Linked DNA regions of Homo sapiens: region 2 is linked to region 1. The links are chromatin contacts, found by Hi-C or POLR2A ChIA-PET in ENCODE. All regions are on one chromosome and are shown on one strand. The core of a region is the stretch at or near the end of the contact, and the rest is flanking DNA. Distances in the headings are between cores, read along the strand shown.

Region 1 (6,653 bases), core at 761-3,260:
TTCACGGCTGTGGAGTATTCCATTGTCTAACTAGACCACAGTTTGTTGAATCACCCTATGGTCAACAGAGATGGGGGTTGTTTCCAGTTTCCACTATTTTGAATAGTGCTGCTGTGAACCTTCTCTTACACATCCGACAGTAGACATAAGCAGGCATTTCCCTTAGTCTATATCCAGGAATGGAATTGCTAGATGATGAGATATGCACATGCTTGGTTTTTGTAGCTATGGCCAGTTTCCCAAAGCAGTTGTAGGACATCTTTAGACTTTTACACACACACACACACACACACACACACACACACACACACACACAGACACACAGACACACGTGGAATCCCTGAGGGATTCGGGGAGCTGCTTTGGGTTGTGGGTGGGATTGTACAGATGGCGTCCCTTGTACATTTGCTTCTGCATCCTGCTTTTTTTCCACCCGATGTTCTGTTCTGGAGTTCCGTCCCCGTTGGCGGAGTGGCTTGGGTGCATCTATTGGTTGTCCCTGTGGGCTTTGTCGTGGGGACAGACCACAGTGCTCTTCCTCAGGCTTCTGCTCCTGGACATTTAGCTTATTCCCGACTGGGACTCTCTTTTTGGCTTTTCATGAATATCCGTTATGCGTTGGGTGAGGCCAGCTAGGACTGGCCGAGGTGCAGGGTGGACATTGGGTCTATCGTGGTGGGAGATGGGGACGAGGGGCTGGTGGCACAGATGGTTTCAAGGGACTTTTAGGGAACTTGGTTATGGTGGGGGAAGAAAGAAACAAGACGGGGGCCTTGGGGGCCAGAAGCCCAGGTTTAAATCCCTGGTCCCCCCTCCTAGCTGTGTGACCTTGGGCATGTGACTTTGCGGCTTGGAGCCTCAGTTACCTCATCTGTAATTTGGGAACATCAACCCTGCCTGATAAGACGGTTGTGAGGGTTGAGTGAGCACAGACATTCAGTGGACCTGGCTAGGATTTGAACCCCTTTATTAACTGATTGACCTCGGGCAAGTTGCTTCACCTGAACCTCAGTTTCCTCATCTGTAAAATGGGGATGATAATAATACCTGCCTCCCAGCAATTTTATGATGATGAAATGAGATTTCGGACATAAAGCACTTACTAGATGCTCAATACCTGGCGGTCTCTTGTTATTATTACTATTGCGGTTGACTTCTCTGCCTTTCCCTCCAGAAGGTGGGTGGCTAAACAGCAGGAATTGGTCTTTTGTCCCCACCTTCCTCCTGTGGCTCCCACACAGGACAGAGGTGAGGGTCATCTGCATCCAGGGTGTAGACCTCGAGTGAGCCCTGCCCGGCTGGGAGCCTCAGTTCTCTCCTGTAACAGGGGCTCATGGCAGTGCCTACCTGACCAGGTGGCTTCCCAAGGGGCACACGATCTTGTTGGGGAGAAGAGCTGGTCAGGAGGGACCTGTGGACGGGAGACATTTTCCGAGCAATGTTGTGGCTGATGCCATCTGGGGGTCCTCCCAGAGATGGGCGGGGGATGTTGGGCTGAGCCCCTGAGGAAGGAAGACATGGCGTGGGAGTGTAAGAAGGGAGAAGAGGAATGATTCCAGCCCTGCTGACCTCCTGAGGGGAGGTTTCAGCTGCAGGGATGCCAGAGCCGCTTGCTGCAGCGGGGACACTCAGGCCACAGCGAGAGGAAGGCTGGAGTCCTGGGTTCCCAACTTGCCGCTGATGTCCTTGTGCTGTGTGACCCTGGGTGCCTGTCACTCTTACCCTGTGCCTTGGCCTTCGTTCATTGTGAGAATCTCAGACTTGCTCTCTCTTCTGCTGGGTTTCCCGGCCCCCGCAGACCCCCTGGCCTGGCCCCTCTGCCCTCATGGAGGCCGAGGCCAGGGCCCAGGGCCAGGGCTGCGCACCTTGACAACGCGCCCACGCCGGGCACAAAGGCCCATTGTTCGGGCCCACGTTGGCGGGGAAGCGGGCGGGGAGCAGCCGCCTTTCACCCAACCCGCTTGTGGTCGGCGGGGACTGAGGAGCGATTCACAGAGGCCCCCGCCCCCTGTCCGGGCATCCAGCCAGGATGCCTCCCAGGCAGGCACCCTTGCCAAGCTGGGCCTGTGCTACCCAGAACTGGGCCTCAGTTTCCCCAGCTGAGAAAAGGGAAGCAGAGCAGCTCTGATAGTGGGGTAGAGCTTGCTGTTTGGCCTCATTGCCCTGAGATCCACTGCTCTGTGCCTTCCCCAGGCACAGATCAGCTGCCCCTGACATGCCAGAGGAGGCCACGGGATCTGGGGCTTTGGGGCCTGACAAGTCTGGGTTTGGATTCATGCTGGATGATTTTGGGTGAGTCTGTTCAGCTCATGAGCCTTTGTTCTCCCGCCTGTAAAAGGGGGCTTGGAGTCCATGATCCTCAGAGGTAAAATGAGAGAAATGACACCTCAGGGCGGCATTCATTCATTCATTCATTCATTCATTCATTCATTCATTCCAAAAGGTGTACTGGCTGTCAACTCTGTACAGGACCAGCTATAGAATGTTCAGTGTCGTGTGCAAAATTAAACGTGATGGTCCTTGTTCAAAATTAAGAATTTCAAGAGGTAACGGCATTAATCCAAGCATGGGGCCCTGTGTGAAGGCATGCGTTGCAGGTCTGTGAGGCTCACTCTGCCTGTGTGCCAGCCGTTATCCCAGGCACCAGGACCAGGCACTGGGCCCCACTAATGAGAGAGGGAAAAATTTCTGTTGTCATGGAGCTCATAACCTGGCAGGGGGACCTAGAGTCCCTGAACCTTCCCAAGGCCAGGTGCCCCAGGAGGCCTGCTCCTCCTGGGCCTGCTGACCAGGCCAGCGGGGTGAGCGGAGGCACCCAAGCTTCCTTCGAGGCTCCGATGTCAGTGACCACCACATCTGGCTGGGCACCCACAATAATAATGGCTTACATTTGCATAAGACTCTGCCCGGGCTGATCCAGGACCCTTTCTCGGATGAACTCAGCATCTTCGTGGCAACCCTATGAGGAAGGCGAGGCAGCATGGCTCACCCTTTGTATGGATGGAGAAACTGAGGCTCAGGCTCACTGGACCATTCAGCCAGCAAATGGCAGAGGCAGGATTTGAACCCAGGCTGTCTGGTGCCAGGGTCTTCATTTCCTCATTCCATCCTCTGTGGATGGGGACAGCGGTGAGCGAGGTGGTTTATGCTGGCAACAGAGGCCCTGCTGGGGATTGAGGCTGGGAAGGGTGCGGGTGTGCTGGTGGCCCGCCAGCTGCCACCTGGGTTGGCCCTGCTGTGTGGCCCTGAGTCACAGCGCTGTGTCCTGGGAAGCTGGTTGTGCTCCGGGCACCCGTGGGGCCTGAGTCACAGCAGAGCACACCCTACCTTCCTGCCTACCTCCCACCTGGGCCCAGGGACAGGCAGGCCCTCTGAGCAGGTTCTTAGGCAGGCAGTCACATCTCTGCCCAACGTCAGGGGCAAGAAAGAGGCACCTGTGTGTGGCTCCAGAAGCACATTCCTGCTTCCTGTCACTGAGCCCAAATCCATCCTTCCAAGCTACCCTTTGGATGGATTAGCTGGCAGGTAAAGTACTGAGCTCCCCGTCACTGGGAGCATTCAAAGCAGGATAGCCTGTCAGGGGTGCTGAGAAGTGTTCCTGAATCAGGTAGGGCCTGCTGCTGGAGTATGTGAATTCCAATGCCCTAAACATGTGCTTATGTGCTAATTTTTGAATAGCTATGGTGAGCAAATGCTACAAAATCCAAAAGTAGAAAGGGGTATGGAATGAAAGGCAATTCCTCACTCTCTCCTTTCCCCAGCCTCTGACTCCCCCTCCTTAGAGGCAGCCACTGTTAACCTGCTATTTTGGCCAGAGTTAATTTATGTACATACAAACAAATATCTATGTTGTCCTTGCCTCCCTCCCACCCTTCCACACAAATGGTAGCCAATATGTTTCTTACAGTGTTCTGCTCCTCATTTTTTTTTTTTTTTAATTATTTGACAACTTATCCTGGAGACTGTTCTAGATCAGCACACAGAGCTGCCTCATTCTTCTTACCTAGCCACATGGTATTCTGGCCCCTTCCCTTTTAAAATCTATAACTGATTTGATTAAAGGAATTTTCAACCCTGAATTCTACATATTGGGATCTGCACTGTCCTTTGCTCTGGTGGTGGCCTGAGAACATTTTCAAAATTTGGCTGGAGACTATAAGCTCTTTCCACATCCGTGGGGATTTTTGTGTTCTGTTTTTAGTTGACTAAGGCGAGGGCAGCTTTTCATTCACAGCTCTCCACGCCAGGCAGGCACTGGTAATCCACTGGTGAGCCCCACGGGCATCAGCTCATCTGCCGACAGTGTGGCCAGGCTGTGGGAGGAGTATGTGGTGGCAGGGAGCCCAGAAGAAAGGGCTTCCTGTGTTTGTTTAAGTAAGGGGTTAGTGATGGCTCCTCAGAGGTGGGACTATTTGGGCAGGGCCTTAAGGGATGCATAGGAGTTCCTACGAGGAGAAGTATGGAGATGGGCTTGCCAGACAGAGGAAACTGCATGATAAGCGAAACTGCCTGGTAGATGCAGAAACTCCTACCAGCATCCACTTACTGAACACCTACTAAGTGCCAGGCACTGTACTACGTACTTTACAAGTCATTGCTGCATTTCAACTCTTGACAGTTGTAGGCTATTACTAGTCCCATTTTACAGATAGGTTAGTTGAGGTTAGATAGGTTAGAAAAGCCCAGTAACTTGCTCACAGCAACACAGCTACAAATATCGAAGCCTGGGTTTGAACCCAGGCGACTTGGGCTCTTGGCCATTCTACTATCCCACAAGGGTCAAAGGGTAGATGGCGAGGTCCCGAATGCTAGATCTTGACCTTTCAACCTTCCCAGCTCGGGTCCTGCCCCTGCTCAGAGGCCCTTAGTTGTTCCCCACTACTCCAGGACTCATCGGCCTGAGCTGCCCTCTCCCTCCAGCCAGGGTGGGCACCTGGGGCAGCATCAGCCTTTCTGGGTCTGGCTGGGTGTGCTGGGTGCTGCAGGAGGAGCCACACATGGTACTAATGGAGCCAGGGAGCAATTAGGGGGGCATATACCCTGGCCTGTGCCCACTGACCGGTTTTGGATGTAGTTGGAGATGGAACTGGCCCTCTAGGCTTTGTCCCCTGGAGGCCTAGGGACTCTGTCTTCAGGGCAGTGCTGGCTGTCACTTTGGCCCAGCCCCTCTGGCTTCCTGGTTGTGAGCAGCCTCTGGACCCAGAGAACTGTTCTCCCGTGTACCCTGTTGGGCACTGGGCCTGGGGCTTTTTAAACCTCATGGATTCTGCAACGTGGGAATTCATCCCTCCATTTGGCAGATGAAAAAAAGAAGGTTCAGAAAGGTGAAACGACTTGTTCAAGGCCACACAGCGAGGAAAGGGCAGAGCCAGGACAGGAATCCAGACCCTGAGTTTGACTCATAACCACCCTCCACTCCTGCCTCCGTGCAAGAGGATTTTCCAACCTGTCTGCTGCTTGGCAGGGGCTTAATCAACCTCCCTCTCTCTCTCTCTCTCCTGGTCTTCAGGAAAGGGGCAATGAGCCCATTGCCACGGGGTACGGCGGAGCTTGGATGCTGCACCCAGGACTGAAAGGGGGACCTGTGGGCGGCCTCTGCCTCTCCCCGCGCAGCGTCAGGACACAGGCCCACATTCCCTCCTGGCTTCTCCCTGAAGGGAGAGAGAATAATAGTTGGTTCAAATGTCAGGCCTGCTCCGTGCTGGTGGGGAGACTGGTTGAGCAGGTCCGCAGGAGGGACGGAGGGAGGAAATTATTAATAATTGCAAAGCAACCAGCCACACTACAGGCCTTGAGTTGTGTCTGCGTTTGTCTTTGGAGGTGTGGAGTTGGGGGTGCTGATCCTGGGGACCCAGCCCAGGGGTCAGGACAGCCTGGGGACCAGCTGCAGCTTCCCAGAAGCCTGTGTGGGTAGGGGAGATGATGGGGGCACAGAGTCAGCCACCTACCCCTGGCAAGGTGGGACACATCCCAGCCTCCCCATCTTCCACTGACTCAGGGAAGGATCTGTCAACATCTAGGGGAGGGAGGAAAGAGCCTACTACGTACCTTCAGGAAGCTTCTCATTAGGTGATGGATTTAATCCTCACAACAACCAGATGAGGTTGGCCTTGCTATTATCTCCAGTTGGGGAAACTGAAGCACAGAGGGTCTAAGGGTCTAATTGTACAGATTTGAATCCAGGAGGTCTGAGTGCAGCTGGATAGTCCTTTGCTGGGATGGGAGGATCCCCATTCCCTGGGAACAGCCACACCCATTCCCAGAACATCACCACGATCCCTGCTGCCTTCCCTTGGAGGACAGGAGTTGGTGTGAAGCTTCTCTGAGCCTCAGTTCCCTCATCTATGGAATAGGAGCCAGAGTTCCTCCCTCCAGGGTCAGAAGGCAGCTAGCTGATAAGGGGAGCAGGTAAGGAGGTGAAGGGTCGGTTTGCTGGCTGCTGCCTCCACCTCCCTTCCAGAACCAGTCACCAGTGACAGTCCCTTCATCAAGACCCTTTCTTTCCTCCCTTCTCCAGCACCCACGGTGAGGTCTGACCAACAGCCGCAACCATAGTGGCGCTTTGCTGAGTCTTCCTTGAGCTCCCTGTGTGCCTAACGCAGAGCTTCTCCCCTCCCCGGGGCTTTGGAAAATCTGCTCTGAAATGTCTTGTG
Region 2 (6,845 bases), core at 3,325-5,824, 78 kb after region 1:
CAGTATGTAGCTCAGGCTGGTCTCAAACTCCTGAGCTCAAACAATCCTCCCACCTCGGCCCTCCAAGTGCTAGGATTACAGGCGTGAGCCACTGTGCTCAGACACCCCATGTATTTTTGATCCCTTCATTCTGTTTCTGTCCTTTGTAGCATGGAATGCTCTCATTTCCGAGTTTATTTGTGTGTTTGTTTGTTTCTCGCCGTGTCCCCTGTTGGAGTGGCAGTTCCATGAGGGATTTGGGTCTGTCCTTCTCTCTATCTCCCCAGTGCCTAGCACAGTGTTCAGCACACAGTCGGTACTCAATCAGAATTTGTTGAATCTATGAGTGAATGAATGAATGAGCTCATGAGCTCTCCCTTCTCCAGATGCACTCACGGCAAAGTTGAACCCATCTATCTGCCCATGCGTCAGGCTAGTTGTCCTGTGGGCCCCTCCTGGGTGGGTACTGAGGGATGCCCACTGGGTCCAGCCAGGCCTGTGTCTTGTCAGCTGCCCAGGCTAAGGGACTTTCCATTGTCCTTGGAGTTGGCCTGTGGAAAGTTGTTCTCAGGACCTCGTGAGCCTGGGGCCATGGATGGGGCTAAAGGTAACTGCAAGGTATAGGGACCCGGCGTGAAATTCCATCAGTTAACACTGTAAGTGAGGCTTTCCAGCTCCCTTTCGTCCTCCCTGTGATGCCAAGGGGAGGGAGAAACTCCACGTGGGGCTTGTGTGTCTTGAGCACCTTCCTACCACCTGCTTTTTCTTCGGAAGAAACAGAGCAGATCCCAAGTACAAGCCGTCATCGGCAATAGTAGCTGGCTTTGTTTCACTTTTTTGTATATTTCACCAATTGTCTTCCATTTGCAGCAAGTGCCTTAGATTGGGTGCCTGCAAGCAGACCTTAACAGAATAAACTGAAGGCAAGTAGCCTATTTGGGAGATGCCTCCAGAAAGCACTGGTAGGGAAGTGAGATCAGGGAGGAAGGGCTGCCAATCTCAAGAGCGCTACCAAGCCAGTAACCACTTAGGCAGCTGGGGCTCGGTCCTGCTGTGGCACGCTGGGAGCCCATGTAGTAACGGAGTTAGCCCCCCAGGGGCGGAGATCGGGTGGTCAGGGAGCTGGGGAAGGGACATGTCAGCTCCTGCCTATCATTGCTTGACAGCTGCCGCTTGGAGTGTTAGTTCCCAGCACATCCAGCCTGCCCCATGAGCAAAGCTCACAGGTGAAGGGGACAGGTGCTGCAGGTGGAATCCTGTCTGTGTTCACCGGAGAAAAGGGAGAGGAGGTATGGGCAGGGCACAGACAACAAAGGCCTCACAGTCAACACTGGTTCCTCATTTAAAGCCAGGATAAAATGAGTTCATTTAAAATTAAGTTTTCGCAAACATTTAAAAAGCGAATTGATGGAAAGAGTAGGTAATACCTGCAGGTGAAATGTGAACATGGCAAATGCTGCTATTTTTCAAGGCGTCCAAAGCCTTTAATAGGCAAACAGTGTTCTTCACGACCCACAAGAATGGCGTGTTTGGGGCGGTGAAAACACTCTCCCTTTCCTCCCAGCATGCCAGGCTCATGCTCACTCCTAACACTGCCCAGGACCCCTGGGAGTCCTGGAAATGGGCCATGAGGCTTGGAGGCAGAAGCCCTGTGTGACTTGGGGTTTGTCCCTTAACATCTCTGGGCCTGTCTGTTAAAAGGGGATGTTCTCAAGTCACATAAAAGAGTAAATGTGCAAAAATAGTCAAAGCAATGCTGAAAGAAGAACTAAGAGAGAGGACTTGTCCGTCCAGACATTAGAATATATGACAAAGGCATAGAAATAAAACAGTTTGGTATTGGCATCTAAGTGGACAAATACATCACGGGAACAGAATAGCATCCAGGAATTAACCCGGCTATCACCTGGCCTACCTCCACTCATAGATGTGAAAGGATTTAGAAAAGGGAAGAGATTGGCAGGCATGGGATTCTCTGGATTATGTTATGTCTGGGCTGGTGAAGAAGCTTCCAACAGGCTCCCCATCTGCAGCCCTCCCCTCTAACCTACCAGCCATGGCACCAGGGACACTCACTGTCATGAGCTGCACTCACCCCCGCTCTGCTCTGGAAATATCAGAGCCTCCCACGCAAGATGGGTTAGACCACAGTTGTCACCATTCCTCCTTTTGCACTTCTCTTTGATTCTTCTGATTAACCCAAGGAGAAAGTCTCAGGCGGGCGCGGCTGGACTTGAATACCTCTCCCACGTTTGCTCGTCTCCCTTTATGAGGCAGAGCTGGCCTTAAGCTCAGGGCCTTCAGCAGGCAGGAGAATGGAGCAAGAATTTGGTAACGTTCTTTTGTGATTGTTGTTTTAAGGTTACTTTCTCTTTACAGAAATGAAAAGTTGTTTCCTCCTTCTGATAGTAACACAAATTTTCCTTTTAAAATAATTTTTTCTAATCCATATTACAATGAGAATGAACCTCCAAAACATGATGCTAAGTGAAAAAAGCCAGACACAGAGGTCTTTTTTTTTTTTTTTTTTTTTTTTTGAGACAGGTTCTTGCTCTGTTGCCCAGGCTGGAGTGCAGTGGTGTGATCTCGGCTCATTGCAACATCTGCCTCCCAGGCTCAATGATTCTCTCACCTCAGCCTCCCCAGTAGCTGGTACTACAGGTGCGTGCCACCACACCTGGCTAATTTTTGTATTTTTTGTAGAGGCAGGGTCTCCCTATTTTGCACAGGCTGGTCTCAAACTCCTGGGCTGAAGAAATCCTTCCGCCTCAGTCTCCCAAAGTGCTGGGACTACAGGCGTGGGCCACCATGCCTGGCCAGAAGGTCACATATTGTATGATTCCCTTTCCAGGAAATCTCCAAAATAGGTACATCCATTGAGACCAGTGAAGAATGGTGGTTGTTAGGGGAATGGGGAGCGGCTGCTTTATGGTCACAGGGTCTCCTTTTGGGGTGATGAAAATGTTTTGTGATTAGCTAGAGGTGATGGTTGCAGAACACAATGCAAAAATGCCACCGAAATGTTCACTTTAAAATGCTTAATATGATGCTATGTGAACTTCGTCTCAGTAAGTTATTTTTTTAAAAAACCAGTGGAGTAAACCAAAAAATCAATTTACTTAAGAAAAGGTATGAATGGCTTTAAAGATGGCTTTTAAGTGACGTGTGGGAGACAGTGGCTAAGGGGATGATTCTCACCCATCGTGAGCCTGGGACCATGGATGGGGCCAGAGGTAGCTGCAAGGTACAGGGACCCGGCGTGAAATTCCATCAGTTAACACTGTAGGTGAGGCTTTCCAGCTCCCTTTCGTCCTCCCTGTGATGCCAAGGGGAGGGAGAAACTCCACGTGGGGCTTGTGTGTCTTGAACACACATTGGCTTATACCTTGCTCAGGCCTGGAAGGCCCTCTGCTCACTGACGGAATCCTATGCATCCCTGGGAACCCAGCTCAAGCCTCACCTCTACGGGAAGCCCTTCCTGATTACACAGGTGGTCAGGCGGGGTCAGTCCTGCAGCCCTTCAGACCCGGTTGTGAATCCCAGTCTTGCCACTTACTAGTGGGAGGAGTCTCTTAACTTAGACATATTGTTTGACTAAGAGGGCCTCAGTTTCCTTATCTGGAAAATGGGGGCTTATGATAGCTCTTATCTCACTAGGTTGAGCTCCTACATAGAAAGTTTTAGGACAGAACCTGGGGAGATGTAGCTGCCCTTCATTCACACTTCAGTCTGACACTGATCACATCACAGTTGCATTCCTTTTCCTCCTGTCTCCTACACTGTGGGCAAGGGCTCAGCCTTTGTGATCTCTGTATCATGTTGCTGTACAGAACTCACACACAGTAGGCACCCAAGAAGGGCGGGTTGGCTGACGTGCAGAGGAACTCCCAGAATTCCACCTCTTCTCTCACCTCCACGGTCCCCACCCTGGTCCAGACCCTGCATGGCTTACCTGGACTATTGTGGTCTCCTCCTCCCTGGTTTCCTGGCTTCTGTCCTGAATCCTCCACCTCCAATCCATTCCCCACATGCAGCCAGAGAGATCCCGTGAGAATCTAAGTCAGATCTCGTCCCTTCTCTGCCTGGAAACTTCCCACAGCTCTCACCTTGCTTAGAGGAAAAGCCAAAGTCCTTCCCGTGGCTCATCCACTGTGGGACATGCCCCAGGTCCTCTCTGCTCTCTGTTCCTCCTCCCCAAGGCCTCATCCCTACGACAGTCTCCTTGTTGTTGCTCCGACACTCCAGGCTCCACCTCAGAACCTCGCATCTGCCGTTCTGGTTTCCTGGAGCACCCATTACCCCACACGGCCCGCTGCTCACTTCCTCACCTCCTCCAGGCCTCTGCTCAAATAGCACCTGCTAGGGAAGCTTCCCCCTGCTTCCCAGGTTTTGCTGGACTCCAAAGCTCTTTTCTTCCCAGAGGCAAAGCCCTTGGCTGGGGTCCTGGGCCCAGCCCGGTGACTCAGGCGGAGAAGATGCTCCCAGGCCTCCCGCTGGATTTGGGGCCCAGGGTCAGCCATGGGGGTAGGCGGTACCTAGGCTGTACCTGGCGCAGAGGCCTCTGCCTGCCCCTGCCGTGGGAGGCAGCCCTGCCCTGCACACACGGGCTTCCAGGCTGCGGGTGGGAAAGCCCCACATCCTCCTCTGCTTACCTGACTCCAGCTGACTCAGACCCCCAGCCCTGGCCAGAGGGGAGCCGCAGCTGCTCCGCCCCTTGATGGGAAGCAGAGCTGTGGCTGTGAGGGCCTGGCTGGGCCAGACACTGACTCACCTCTCTCTATCCCGCCCCTGCGCTGGGAGCCACGCCTCCCTCTGGCCAGAACCTCTTGGCCTTCTGCTGTGGGAGCTGCCCCAGGCGGAGTCTTCCCGAGGGGTGCCTTCTTCTGCCTCTGGGGGCCTTTCTGTTCCTTCAAGGCCCAGTTTGAGGGCCATCTCCTGCTAGGAAACATCAAATGCCCTCTGGCCAGAAGGGGAAAAGGATATGGGAGAGGTAAAATAATGATAATAATACCAGCAACAGTAATGAAAACAACTGTTATACAAGAATAATAGCAGCTAGCCATGCTCACTGTGTGCCAGGCACTGTGCTAAACACTTCACATTTTAACTCATTCAATCCTCACAATAGTCCTATGAGGTAGGAACTCTCATTTCCCAAGGCACAGAGTGGTCAGTATCCAGCCCAAGGCTACCAGCCAGCCAGTGGGAGGAAGGGATGTGAATCTAGGCAGCTGGACATTGAGTCGCATTCTCACCCCCAGCTCTGAGAACCGAGTGGAGGCCCCCGAGGCTGGAACGCAGGGAGCTGGGAGGGAGGGGAGCCAGGTCCTGGGCTCTGTTCCAGTGCCCGTCCCCACAGTGGGATTTTAAGTCTCCCCAGGCAGAGGCCAGCCCCCTCTCTCCAGGGGAAGAACCTCCCAGAGGGAGGGCCCTGCCGCAGCACAGGCTGGTGCTTGTTCCCTCCATTGGAGTGGAGCTCAGAGCAGAGGGTCTGGGCAGTCTACCAACATTGCCCAGCCCCAAGTGATGCCAGCCCCTGCTCTGGGCAGCCACCAAACAGGAATTCACACAGGTAGGGCAGGGACCATGGCGTGGGCACTTAACCCATTCACCCTGCCAGCCACACTGTGAAGTGGGGACAGTACAAACATCCGTTTTACAGAGGAGGAGACTAAGGCTCAGGGTGGCAGGACTTGCTCAAGGCCACAGAGGCAGAACATGGTAGGAGCGAATTCAAACCCAGGATTGTTCTGATGCCACACGGTCAGAGTCCCTTCTACTGGGTGGTGACACAGCATCTCAGTGAAGAACAGGGCAGGGTGGGAAGGAGACGCAGGAAAAAGCCTGGAGCCTCAGTTCACATCACCCTCTCCCTCTGGCCTTCCACTAACCTGAACTCACCAGTCCATCTTTTCATTCCTTTACCCATACCTCCACCTACCTACTCATCCACACATTCATCCGCCATCCAAACATCTCTCCATCTGTCCTTCCATTATTCCATCTATCCTTTCCATCCAACTCTCAGCCATCCCTCCACCCATCAAGACTTCCCTCCACCTGTCCTTCTATTCATCCACCCATCCATTCTTCTATTCCTCCTGCCTTCTATCTATTCAACCTTCCATTCATCCATCTGTCCATCAGTTCAAATATCATCTATCCACCTCTCCTTCCTTCCAACCTCCAATCCATCCATCCAACCGTCCGCCCACCCATTCATCCATCCACTCATCCACCCACACATCCATCCATCCATTCATCCGCCCACCCACCCACTCATCCTCACATCCATCTACACATCCATTCATCCATACAGCCCACAAATGTCTATTTGAATGACAGCTGTGATGCCCAAGCCTTGGGGTTGCCGTGCCTTGAGCCAGGAGAAACATGCCTAATTAGGTTTCTGTTTATTTGTTGTTCCAAGAAGGCTAATTGTGGGCTTTGTAAACAGCCCTTTGATGGCTGAGGAGTTACTTTAGGAGGACAGTTAAATAAACAATCACTGGGTAGAAAACAGTTAGTGCTGGTACACGGCGGGTCCGGAGTCATGGCCTGCCTTACAGAGGAGGGGTGAGACTGAGTTCCAGACAGTGCAGAGCTTTGAGTCAGAGTGATGGGAATGCTGGCAGTAACAGCTCATCTGTGTTGGGTGCCTACTGTGTGCCAGATGCTGTGCCAAGGGGCCCTCACAGCAACTCCAGGTGATGGCAACCATTATGGCACCAATTTATGGGTAGGGAGACTGAGGCTGGGGAAGAGGAAGCTGTGTGTCCAGGTTCGCATGTCTGAGAAGTAGCACAGCCATGACACTGATCTAGACCTGTCTCTGTGCAATAATAATGATAATAATAACAAATAAT

What was found. A loop is a pair of places that touch in the nucleus more often than their neighbours do. ChIA-PET counts read pairs that join two places held with the same protein, here RNA polymerase II (POLR2A). Pooled maps may share reads with other maps.
Region 2: a loop to region 1 is called in a map of DLD1, with 3 times the contacts of the local background. The contact joins the promoter of LINC01271 here to the enhancer-like site in region 1. A Hi-C loop is called at or near these places in 1 of 168 maps with a recorded cell type or tissue (DLD1) and 1 of 50 pooled maps. POLR2A ChIA-PET finds 5 or more read pairs at or near these places in 3 of 52 experiments (HCT116, activated B cell and activated naive CD8-positive, alpha-beta T cell).

The regions. Positions count from the first base shown.
Region 1 is chr20:50,241,346-50,247,998 of GRCh38, forward strand. LOC107985386 (a long non-coding RNA gene) reads right to left here and starts at 6,146. Exons shown (of 3, transcript XR_001754718.2): 1 at 6,049-6,146; 2 at 1,348-1,502. Within about 2 kb of position 2,011, at least 10 of the 41 ENCODE cell types and tissues checked have a DNase peak (open chromatin) inside an H3K27ac peak, as active enhancers do; they include HCT116, where a contact is called at or near this core.
Region 2 is chr20:50,316,768-50,323,612 of GRCh38, forward strand. LINC01271 (long intergenic non-protein coding RNA 1271) reads right to left here and starts at 4,575. Exons shown (of 3, transcript NR_109950.1): 1 at 4,308-4,575. RefSeq lists enhancers at 4,157-4,741, 4,742-5,327, 5,328-5,912.